2 separate regions of the Homo sapiens genome follow, and region 2 is linked to region 1. The links are chromatin contacts, found by Hi-C or POLR2A ChIA-PET in ENCODE. All regions are on one chromosome and are shown on one strand. The core of a region is the stretch at or near the end of the contact, and the rest is flanking DNA. Distances in the headings are between cores, read along the strand shown. Region 1 overlaps CHCHD6 (coiled-coil-helix-coiled-coil-helix domain containing 6). Region 2 has its middle 35 kb from the start of PRR23E.

Region 1 (5,369 bases), core at 1,825-4,324:
AAGACTGAAATTTCCCTCTGCTCTCTAATGGGATGCAACCACATTAGAAATTGACAGATGCTAATTTCTTGACGGGCATCAAAGCCGACTGGTAATTAATCCACACCTTGGGTTCCAGCTCCACCACGCATGGCTGCTGCTACAGAATCCTAGAATAGCAATGGCTGCAAGTGCGTTATGAGATCCTCTAGCTCAGGGGTTGGCAGACCACGATCCACGGGCAAAATCCAGCCTGCCACCTGTTTTTGTGAATAAGGGTTTTACTGGCACACAGCCACGCTCATTAGTTCACATATTGTCTGTGGCTGCTTCTGTGCTACAATGGCAGAGTTGAGGAGCTATGATAGAGACTACATGACCTACAAAGCTTAAAATACTTACTATCTTTAAAGAAAAAAATTTCTCAGTCTTGATCTGGTCCAACCCCTATTTTATAGGTGGACTTTCCTTCCCGGAGAGGTGAAATGACTTCTCCAAAGTCACAGAGCAACGGGGCAGTGTAAGGACTACAACTCAGTTGTCTAGATTCCCAGTCTGGGAAACACTCTGCTGCCTACCCTGACCACCCTACTCATCGGAACAGCAACCATCTGTCCAGATTGTTAAGGGGAGCATCCACAGGCACACACTTAATTTGTCCTGAGATCACCCGGTACATGTGCACCTACAGACCCAGGTTTGTGGAGGGAAGGCCCAGGCCTGGGAGCAAAACACAGCTGGGTCTAAGCCCTGATGCCACCACCGTGTGGCTCTGGGTAGGTTATGGAACTTTGCTGTGCCTCAGAGGCAAGCTGCTCCAGGCCACAAAGGCCCAGGTCCACATCCTCCTTTCTTTGTGAAGCTCCAGCACCTTCGCATGTTCTGAGGGGAGACTGACATTAACGCATCTGCTAGCAGCCTCCTGCCGTGCTCCAGGTGGGAGTGTGGTGAAGCCCACATGTGGACATGTAGGCAGCAGGGAGAAGGCCAGCCTTGGGCTGACTCATGAGGAAGCAGTTTCAGAAATGAAACAACCTGAGGTGGGGCAGGGCCCGTGGTCAGACCTCCCCAGTGCGGGTGAGGAAGGTACAGCAGATGTCACCTGGAGTTGGCTTAAGGTCAGTCCCTTTGCAGACACAACCACATCTACTCCTCAAAGCCTCACATGGGCACTTTGGGAGGCTGAGGTGTGTGGATCACCTGAGGTCAGGAGTTCAAGATCAGCCTGGCCCAAATGGCAAAACCCCATCTCTACTAAAAATACAAAAAAAAAATTAGCTGGGTGTGGTGGCGGGTGCCTGTAATCCCAGCTACTTGGGAGGCTGAGGCATGAGAATCGCTTGAACCCAGGAGGTGGAGGTTACAGTAAGCCGAGATTGTGCCACTGTACTTCAGCCTGGGCGACAAAAGTGAAACTCCGTCTCCCAAAAAAAAAAAAAAAAAAAAAAAAAAAAAAAAAAAAAGGCTCATACGGGCAGCATGATTATCCCCGTTCTACAGATGAGCAAATGGGAGCTTCAGGTCTCAGGTACCTACTGCAGGCACAGATCAGTCAGTCCCTGAAACACGCTTGTGTGGCAGTGAAGGAACTTTAGAGCTGCGTTGCCTTGCACATTTGTAGGACTTCAACTTGGCTCTCTCCGCCCACCAGGCACACAGCTAGCCTGGCTGAAGCTGGGCAGACACGAAGTGAGAGGTGCACAGAGCCACCCAGGGAAAGCACTTCCTGTGCACCACGGACCCCCCTCGGCCTTCTGCAGGGAAGGTAACTGAGGCAGGGATGGACCCCCCACCTCTAAGGCCATAGGGCATGGAAGGCAGGTCCAGATGGAAACCAGGCCCCCCTCTAGTCTTACCCCAAGGACTCCCCTGCTGCATCGTGGCCTCAGAGAAGTGCTGACTGGGAGGTAAATGTGGAAGGTGAGCCCCTGGGGAAGAGCACCTGGCTCATGTGATGAGGAAGAACCACCAGGTGCTGGCATTCTGCCCTGGGCTGGGCCGGGGGAGTCAGGGAGGCCTGGGGGCCACCTCTGGGCCTTTCACCCTCCACTGCCTGGTGAGCTTAGGCAAGTCACCTCGCTGCTCCTCACTTCTGAGCCAAGGAGATAATGGATGCCTCCCTCTACAGCTACTGGGAATGACAGCTGGGAAATGCCAACCCTCCCGGCATACGACAGGCACGAAATAAATACAGGTTCTCCTCCCACCACAGCCAGCTGCTGCCAAAATGCCCAGCAAGGGGGCTCCAGTGTTCTCTCTAGAGCCCTCACATTCAAACGAGAGATTACGTCTTTGCCTCGACCAGTCCAGTATCCACCAGCACTGCCTGTCCTGGGCGAGGCGGTAGGGACAGAGACATAACAACTTTGGGCCTCCCTCCCACTCCATGCAGACGCCCTTCCGCCACAGCCTGGGTGGGAACTGCTTAGCTGTCTGAAGTTCCCCTTCATGAGACCTCATCAGGAGATGGCATGGACCACAGACCCACATTTTGATTTGCGCTTTGGCATATGCTGGCGGTGTTCTTTGGGTAAGTCACTTCTCTCAACAGCAACACAGGGTATCACCCAGCCTGCAGTTGGTGGAGAGACATCTTGGCACACAGCACCCACCTCAGCCCACCACAGCCACTGAATTTTCCAGAGCTAAAATGCACCTCATCCTAAGCCCCGCCCCCCACAATTCATCCTGGCCTACTTCCTTTCCCACAAAACAACCTCATGGCTCAGACCTTCTCTTTGAGCCAAACCCCTCTTCCTGTGGTTGTGCCCACAGGGCTCCTGAGTGTCAGGTCACCATCCTGCAGGCCCAGGCACCTGTTGCCAACCTTCTCAGAGAGCGAATCCTTGGCCCAGATGGGCCCGGCCTGCTGTGGGCTTCAGTAGACACTCAGAGCCTGTGCTCAAGATGCCATACTGCCAGAAACAGCCTGGCCCCGGTGAATTTGGATAGTGCTTGGGTTTGATTGCAAGCTCAGTTTGAACATGTGGTCAACTCGATTTGTCACAGGAAGTACCCACAGGCCAAGAAGTGGCGGTGATTACCCTGCTGCAGCTTCCTCTATTGTTTCTCAGAATGACTCAGAGAAATTCCCCGTCCTGTCCTGTCCTGACCCGCCTACCCCACTCATCTAATCTGCCTAAGCAGACCTACAGGGACGGATGTCCTCACAACCGCAGCTCCCTTGGCACTCGAAGGTCTCCGGCCCACAACTTGGGAATACCAAGCTGGCTTCCTGTGTTCACAAAGCTGCTCATCCACCAGGCCTTTCCAAGGCTGCTGGAGTGGACCCAGACTCCATCTCCTGGGAAGGGCAGGGCACTCTGTGGACTCCTCAACCAATCACCAGGTCAGGGCTTCTAGAAGGACTAGACACTACCAACGTGCACACTGAGAACCCGCCAAGTGCCAGAAGGTTCTGAGACAAGTGTGGCTTGCTCCCTGGCCTCGTGGAGCTCTGAGATGGTGGCATCATAATTACAATGGGGTACTCAGCCAGTCCTCCCAGGTGCTGTGGGGCACCTGAAAGGACAGCCTGGCAGAAACCATGGGTCAGACTGACTTCCTGGGAGCCAATACCTGAACTGAGGCTGAGTTTTTTTTATTTACACTAAACAATGTTTTTGAAAAATACTTACATATGGTTTTAAAAAACAAAAATGGAAAGCATGGAGGGTGTGTGGTGAATACTGAGCCTCTTGGCCAGCCTGGACTCAGCCCTATCCCTACTCCTCTGTGCACCCCGTCCTTGTCAGGGCGAGGTGCTGTGCATGCATGGGCACATGTGTGAGTGAGCACACACATGTGCCCCACTTGTTCCTGACACTCACTTGACTGCAGCAGACACGATCTGCCACACCTCATCTTTCCATTGATCCTCAGAGACCTCACCCACTCCAGCTGACCAGCACTTAGTAGTAGGAATGAATACCCTGTAGTGTCATCCCTTGAGTATCACTCAAGCAGCTCCCCATCCTTGTACAGAGGTTGTTTCTAGTCTTCTACTATTATAAACAAAGCTAAGAGGAACATCTTGGCATCTAGAACTTTGTGTGTATCTGTAGGGAACACTGTATAAGTCAAATTCTTGGGTCAAAGGGTGTATCCATTTTAATGAATTTTAAAGGATGAGCAGAAATGAGCCAAATGAGAGGGAGGTCTCCTGAACACAGGCAGCAGTGCGAGGAGCCTGGGGCTGCCACAGGGCTGTGCATGGGGCAGGAGATGCCACTGTTGCTGCAGAGGCACAGGGCAACGGCCAGGAGGGGACGTGGAGGATGCCAGCTGCAGGCTCAAAAGCTTGGACTGCACCTCATGGGCAATAAGGGTGAAGAAGGCTTTCCTTTTTCAGTGAAGGAGGGGCAGGGAAGATTTGTTTTTTTTGTTTTTTTTTTTTTCCTGAGGCAGGGCCTTGCTCCTGGCTGGAATGCAGTGGTGTGATCATAGCCCGCTGTAACCTCGACCTCTGGGCTCAAGCTATCTCTCCACCTCAGAGCCACCCCAGTAGCTGGGACTACAGGAGTGTGCCATCCTGCCCAGCTAATTTTTGTATTTTTTACAGAGAGGGGGTTTCGCCATGTTGGCCAGGCTGGTTTCAAACTCCTGGGCTCAAGTGATCTGCCTGCCTTGGCCTCCCAAAGTGTTGGGATTATAGGCGTGACTTACTGTGCCCAGCTGATTTGTGTTTTTAAAAGAACATTCTGGCAGCTGTGTGGATGATGGCATCCAGCTCTCCCCGGCTAGGCCGTCAGTTCTCGAGAGCTCCTGGAACCCTGCAGCACAGAGCCTGGGAAGGCAGCATGACTGTGCCTGTAAAGGAGCCCTGCTGCCCACTGAGAGACACTGGGAAACTTCTCTGAAGTGCGCTCTACCGAATTCTCACACATTAATTAGCACCCAATGACCAGGGACTATTATTTCTGGGTGATTTTCTTTCCCATCGGACTCTTTAGTTTCCCAAATTTGCAGTCTTTTCCTCTGCCCTGTAGACAGCTGCCCCTCCTCCTCCTCCAGCTGCCCCACATGCACATCTGAAAGCAGGAGGCCTGACCTCCATTAATTAAATCTGCCATTAAAAATTAAATAACGTGAGTAAGAAGGTGTGAGTGTTATCTCCATGGGTTTCCAAAGTCACAGTGTTTCTTCAATTACTTCCCGAGCAGTTTTCATATTTCATACTGTCTGATTTCTCCAAGGGCCTGGATCTGTGAGATCAAAAGCAAGGGTGAGGGTGAGGGAAGCATGGTGAGGAGGCCGGGGAAGGGAAGATGACAAAATGTGTCTGAGCAGAAGAGATCACCCGGCAGCCCCTGCCCCAAAGCCAGAATACAGGTGCGGGGTGGGAGGAGGACATGGGGCCCAGAGGTCTGAGGGGAACCCCCATAACTATA
Region 2 (5,369 bases), core at 2,093-4,592, 320 kb before region 1:
AGTGGCATGATCTTGGCTCACTGCAACCTCTGCCTCCCTGGTTCAAGTGATTCTCATGTGTCAGCCTCCCGAGCAGCTGGGATTACAAGCATGCACCAACACCCCTGGCTAATTTTTGTATTTTTAGTAGAGATGGGTTTGTGCCATGTTAGACAGGCTGATCTCGAACTCCTGACCTCAGGGGATCCGCCCACCTCATCCTTCCAAAGAGCTGGGATTACAGGCATAAGTCATCATGCCCAGTGGGCCCATACTTCTAAGGCCCAGTATAACCTGGCTCTGCCCAGCTCTGTAGCCTGTAATACACGGACTTGTCCTCTCTGCTCCAGCCCCCGGGGTCCTTCCAGTCTCCGAGTCATATGGTGCTCCTCCTGGCTCTGTAAAACCTGCTATCTCTGCCTAGAATGTACTTTCCAGTTCCCTTCGTCTCAACCTGGTTAACTCCTACCCAATCTTCAAGGCTAAAGTCACAGGCCCCCTCTTTGAGAAAGCCTTCTATGCTGCACAGACCAATAGGCTTCCCTGTAACGCTTCCTTTGAGCACCCTCTTTCTCCTCCATAGCCCTCAGCATAACATGCAATTAAATATTCTTTGTGTGTTATACTAATGTCTGTTCTTCCCTCACTAGACTCAGGTCCCTCTAGGCACTGACCATGCCTATCTGGTTCACCATGGTGTCCCCAGCACCAACGGCCTGGCATATAGGGATCCTCTATTCCCTGTTGAGGGAATTTGGTGAGTGAGCTGGAGATTGGTAAGTGGGAGCAGGGAAAGCTGTGAAAGGAACTTGTGCTTATGAAAATGGCCAGGGCAGCATCCTACACATAAACCCCGAGTCTTCCTGAGAGGGACTTCCCAGGGCAAATGTCCACACTGCTCAGAGCCTGAATAGGACTCTCACTGGGTCACAGAACATGCAAACCATGCCCTCAGTACAGTAGACTGAGGGGTGACATGGTCACTGTCCTCCAAGGCCACTTTACCTGGAAGGGCTGTGGGTCACAGCTGTCCTGGGGAGGGAACTGGAGAGCTGTGAACTCAGACTAGTGCAGCAGAAAAAAGTATAAATATTTATATGAGTGGACTATGTATAGTTCAATGCTAACAGATTTGCAAATCTTGGAGAAATGGAATATTGTAAATAAATTAACCAAAATCAATTCAAGAAGTGAAGGCCTTTGAGAAGACCACAAACATGAGCAAAGCTAAGTCATATCTAAAAAAGCTCTGGGCCCAAATGGTTTTATGGTTTTTTTCCAACATTCAAATAATGAGTATGTACTAGCCACACCATATAAACCAATGCCACGTTAACTTCCAGTTGTGGCTGGGGCTCTCAAAGTGTGGTTGCTTCTCAAACAAGCAACCTTGGCATCACCAGGGAACTTACTAGAAATGCAAGCTCTCAGCCTCACCACAGACCTAGAGAATCAGATACTTGGGGGCTGGGCCCAGCCCTCTGTGCTGTAACAAGCCCTCTGAGCTAAATAATGTAAAGTCTGAGAACTCCTGGGGCTAACGGAACATCTCTACTTTAGTGGTTTGGATTTCTCATCCGTCCTTACCCAGATATGGCTAATTCTAATTCTGCCTCACACAGCTCTGTGTCCAGATCTTTGCATTTTTATATTGGGCACCTTATTATTAATCAAAGAATTTTCAGTCCATTTATCTGCAATTTCTCAACTTCTTGTTTTGAAAATTAGGGTCCTTACCAAATGATTTTTTTAAATTATCAACTAATAGATCCTCATTATCAAAACCAGAAAATGCATATAAGTATAAACAAAAAAATATGATAGCACATGATTCTATCTCCCAAAGATAATCTATGTCATTATTTTGGTATGCACACTTCCAGACCTTTTTCTTATGCATAGATAACATTTCTTTCCATCACAAAAAAAGCAATGAGCTTGTATAAACTGCATGGTAACTTGCGTTTTTCATTTCATAATATATCATGGATGATTTTCCTTGTTAATCAATAAACTTTTATTACATTTTTCTCAAAGTCCTCACTGTGTAATTTTCTAAACTAGCCTCCTATTGTTAGGATATTTCATATTGATTAAATGAGTTCATACTGGGAAAGTACTGAGGACAGTGTCTGGCATCTGGTAATTGCTATATAAATAATTGGCTTCAAAATGTGTTAGTAAAAAAGCAACAAAAATATAGAAGAAAATGGCAAATCCACACTCTTCATGGGAGACTTTTTAACACACACTTTTGGAAAACTCCAAATCAAGTACACAAAAAATAGGGAAAGCTATGAGGACTGGAATAGCACAATCAAAAAGCTGAAGGTAGCTAGGTGGAGATGGACCTAGGAGAGCCTGTCCATCCTTTGGTAAGTGTCAGGTGCGTGCAGCACCACAGCAGTGAGAACCTCCACACCCTTCACCCAGGTGCCTACTGTCATGCTGCATTCTCTACCAGGGTCCTCTCCTGACCAGGGCTCATGGCTAACCCAAGAAACCCTTCACAGCCTGCTGTCTGCCCTCCCCACATCCTGGCCCTCAGGCTGCAGCAAAGCTCTGCTGCTCTGAAACTCAAACCTGCCCTTTTAACTAAACCTTCATCATGGCTGCGGTTACTTGGGCCCCCAGGTCGCTGGAGGATGGGACCACCTGACTCAGCCCAGTATCCTCCTGGCCCCAGCTGCAGCCACAGTGGCCTGCAGGCTCCTGGGAGGGGTCCGCTCCCTCCTCGGGAGCCTTGGTAGCTGGGCTGCGGTCTGCCCTTGAGGTCCCTGCCCCCTCCACCTGGCAGGGCTGACTCCCACTCCCTTCAGACCCTCCTCCTGGAGTCATTGTCCCCTGACTTCAGACAAGTAGGTCAATTACACGCCCTGCCCCTCTCCTGGCCAGAGGGCAACACAGTGTGGTGAGTACCTTTGTTGCTGGGATTAAACAGACGGCTGGATTGACCCCATCAGCTTCTCGTGTAAGACAGAGGTGGACCTTTGACAGGGAACCTGATCCCCTCGTCTTCCTGAGCCACACCAGTGGCCTTGCCCCACCCCCTCACATGACAGTGTTTGGCTCCACCCCCTCACGTAAGGGCACCAAGTGTGGGGCCTCAGAACTGCTTCCTGCCCTGGAGCTGCGAGGAGGAGGAGGAGGAGGAGGAGGAGGGGGAGGGGGAGGGGGAGGGGGAGGAGGAGGCGGCTGGTTCATCAGGGCTGGGGCACAGCGCCTGGCTGACCTTGGACCGCGGCGCTGCCGGGACACTGAAGACTGCAGGCTGCCCTCAGGAGCACTTCAGCACTAGAGGGCCTGCTGGGAGAGTCGGGTGTGTGTGTTCGAGATCTCAGGAGAGAGAGCAGCTTTTGTCAGTGGGGTTAGTCTTCTTCCGTTTTTCTTGGATGGGACATCCTGCCTCCCGGACCAAAGCTGACCTTGTTCATCTGCCTCCTTCAGCATCTGGGGTTCCCTAATCAGACCTTCCTGTCCCAGCCCCCGCATGCTCCCTCCCCTCCTGTTTGCTCTCTATCTTACAAACAAACCCAGTCCTCGTTACACACACACACACACACACACACACACACACACACACACACCCCTCTTCCCCACCCTTCCCAGCTGCCACCCCACCTACCCCTTGTCTCCCCCAGAGCAATGTTTCAGGAGAGCATAATTCAGGCTTCCACAGTGAGACTCCCCTACCAGGGAAGGAGACTGGAAGACAAGGGTCAGCTGGTTTGCAGTCTGGTCCTCCACCCATCCCGATCCTGCCTGCTGACACCAGCTCCCAAGTATTTGCCCCTCCTTCACCTAGGAGTGCCTTCCGGGGGTTCCCTTCCACCCACAGCTTCCTGTTCCAGATCCACCATACACAACTGAGGGAGAGAAACAACTTGCAGGGTTGAGGGTGAGTTGCCCTTTTTAAGTTTTCATCATTTACTGCCAAATTGACCTCTGAAGAGATCACGTGAATTTTTGCTCCCACCAGGAAGAGTTCAGCCAGTTTTCCCATTCAGTACTATCAACCTTTTCCATCTTGGCCAACCTTAGTGAAAACTGAGAGTCCTTTCTTTTTGTTTGGTTCTCATTGGTGTCAATTTCATACATGCAATGTAGAATCAAGTAGTATCACAGAACTGATATGAAAAGGAGCTGCCTCCCACCACCCTCCCAACTCTTTTCAGCTAATTATTTGGGTATCTACTTCCATATCTGCAGATAACATGCTAGCACACAGCTTTTAGTCCTAGGCATTATAGAATTTAGCTCATTTTAGAGTTTAGCTCCTTTACACCACCTCAATATGCTTGGACACACCAGGGATTCCACCAATTCCATCCTCCTGAAGCACTCTCACTAGGAACCTTCTGACCTGCTCCATCCCAGACCAGCCTGGCTCACAGCTGTCACCGGGACCCCTTACCTCCCTCCTGCATTGAGTCCCTTGTCTTCCTTTTTCTGGGTTTACCCCCTCATTTTGATGCTGTATATCCTATAGTAGTTTTCCCAGAAAGGAAGGGTACATAAGAGATAAACTTGTGATCCTGCCTATTTTAAAATATATTGATTCTAGCCTCACCCTTAATTTATAATTTTCCTGGGTTCAGAATTCTAAGTTGGAAAATAACTTTCCTTTAGAATTTTGAAGGCACTATTCCATTTTCTTTCAGCTTCTAGGACAGATGTCGAAGTTCAAAATCATTCCAATTCTGATACCTTTGATTTGTTTTATTTGAGGAATGTAAGATTTTCTTTGTACCTACTATTCTCATATTTCACAATAGTATTCATTATGTGGGTCTATTTTCATATATCTACTACACCCTGGGTGGGCTCCATTCACTCTAGAAACATCCTTCAGGTCTGGGAACTTTTCTTGAATCATGTCTTTGATTAACTCGCTCCATTTTCAGTTTTATTTCTGTAACCCCTGTTTTTCAGATGTTAGACATCTAGTGACCCTTTACTTATTTTTCTTCCACTTTTCACTTTTGTAATTTTGTTCTACTTTCTGGGGGTATTTCCTCAGCTTCATTTTCCAATCCTTGTGTGTTTCATTTCAGCTATTCTATTGTTCAAAGTGCCTTTTCCCCATGGTATTCTGTTTTTATTTTAAGGATATAGTCTTACCTTTCTGAGGATATTAATTAGCTTTGAGAGTTTTTCCTCTCTATATGTTATTTGTCCTCCAAGTTTTATTTTTTAGTTTTATTTTGTTCCCTGTCTTTGAGATAGCAGAGCTATCTGATCTAATAATGGCTCTATATTTGGTCCAGTTTTGTGCTGGTCTCTAACTTGCATGCTGCAGGCTTTCTGCAGAAGTACAGAAATGCACAGTTTTTGGCTCATGTGCATAAGTGAGGCACTGAAGGGCTGGTTGAGAGTCCTGAACCTGTGAG

Evidence for each region. A loop is a pair of places that touch in the nucleus more often than their neighbours do. ChIA-PET counts read pairs that join two places held with the same protein, here RNA polymerase II (POLR2A). Pooled maps may share reads with other maps.
Region 2: a loop to region 1 is called in a pooled map, with 3 times the contacts of the local background. The contact joins two enhancer-like sites. A Hi-C loop is called at or near these places in 3 of 50 pooled maps. POLR2A ChIA-PET finds 5 or more read pairs at or near these places in 3 of 52 experiments (CD4-positive, alpha-beta T cell, GM10248 and PC-9).

Annotation. Positions count from the first base shown.
Region 1 is chr3:126,909,281-126,914,649 of GRCh38, reverse strand. The region is part of intron 5 of CHCHD6 (coiled-coil-helix-coiled-coil-helix domain containing 6); the gene reads right to left. Among named protein-coding and RNA genes, the nearest start is that of PLXNA1, 71 kb to the left of the region's middle. RefSeq lists enhancers at 2,696-2,775, 2,916-3,395, 2,328-3,527. Within about 2 kb of position 3,074, at least 17 of the 41 ENCODE cell types and tissues checked have a DNase peak (open chromatin) inside an H3K27ac peak, as active enhancers do.
Region 2 is chr3:127,225,049-127,230,417 of GRCh38, reverse strand. No RefSeq gene overlaps it. Among named protein-coding and RNA genes, the nearest start is that of PRR23E, 35 kb to the right of the region's middle. RefSeq lists a silencer at 3,011-3,120. Within about 2 kb of position 3,342, at least 2 of the 41 ENCODE cell types and tissues checked have a DNase peak (open chromatin) inside an H3K27ac peak, as active enhancers do.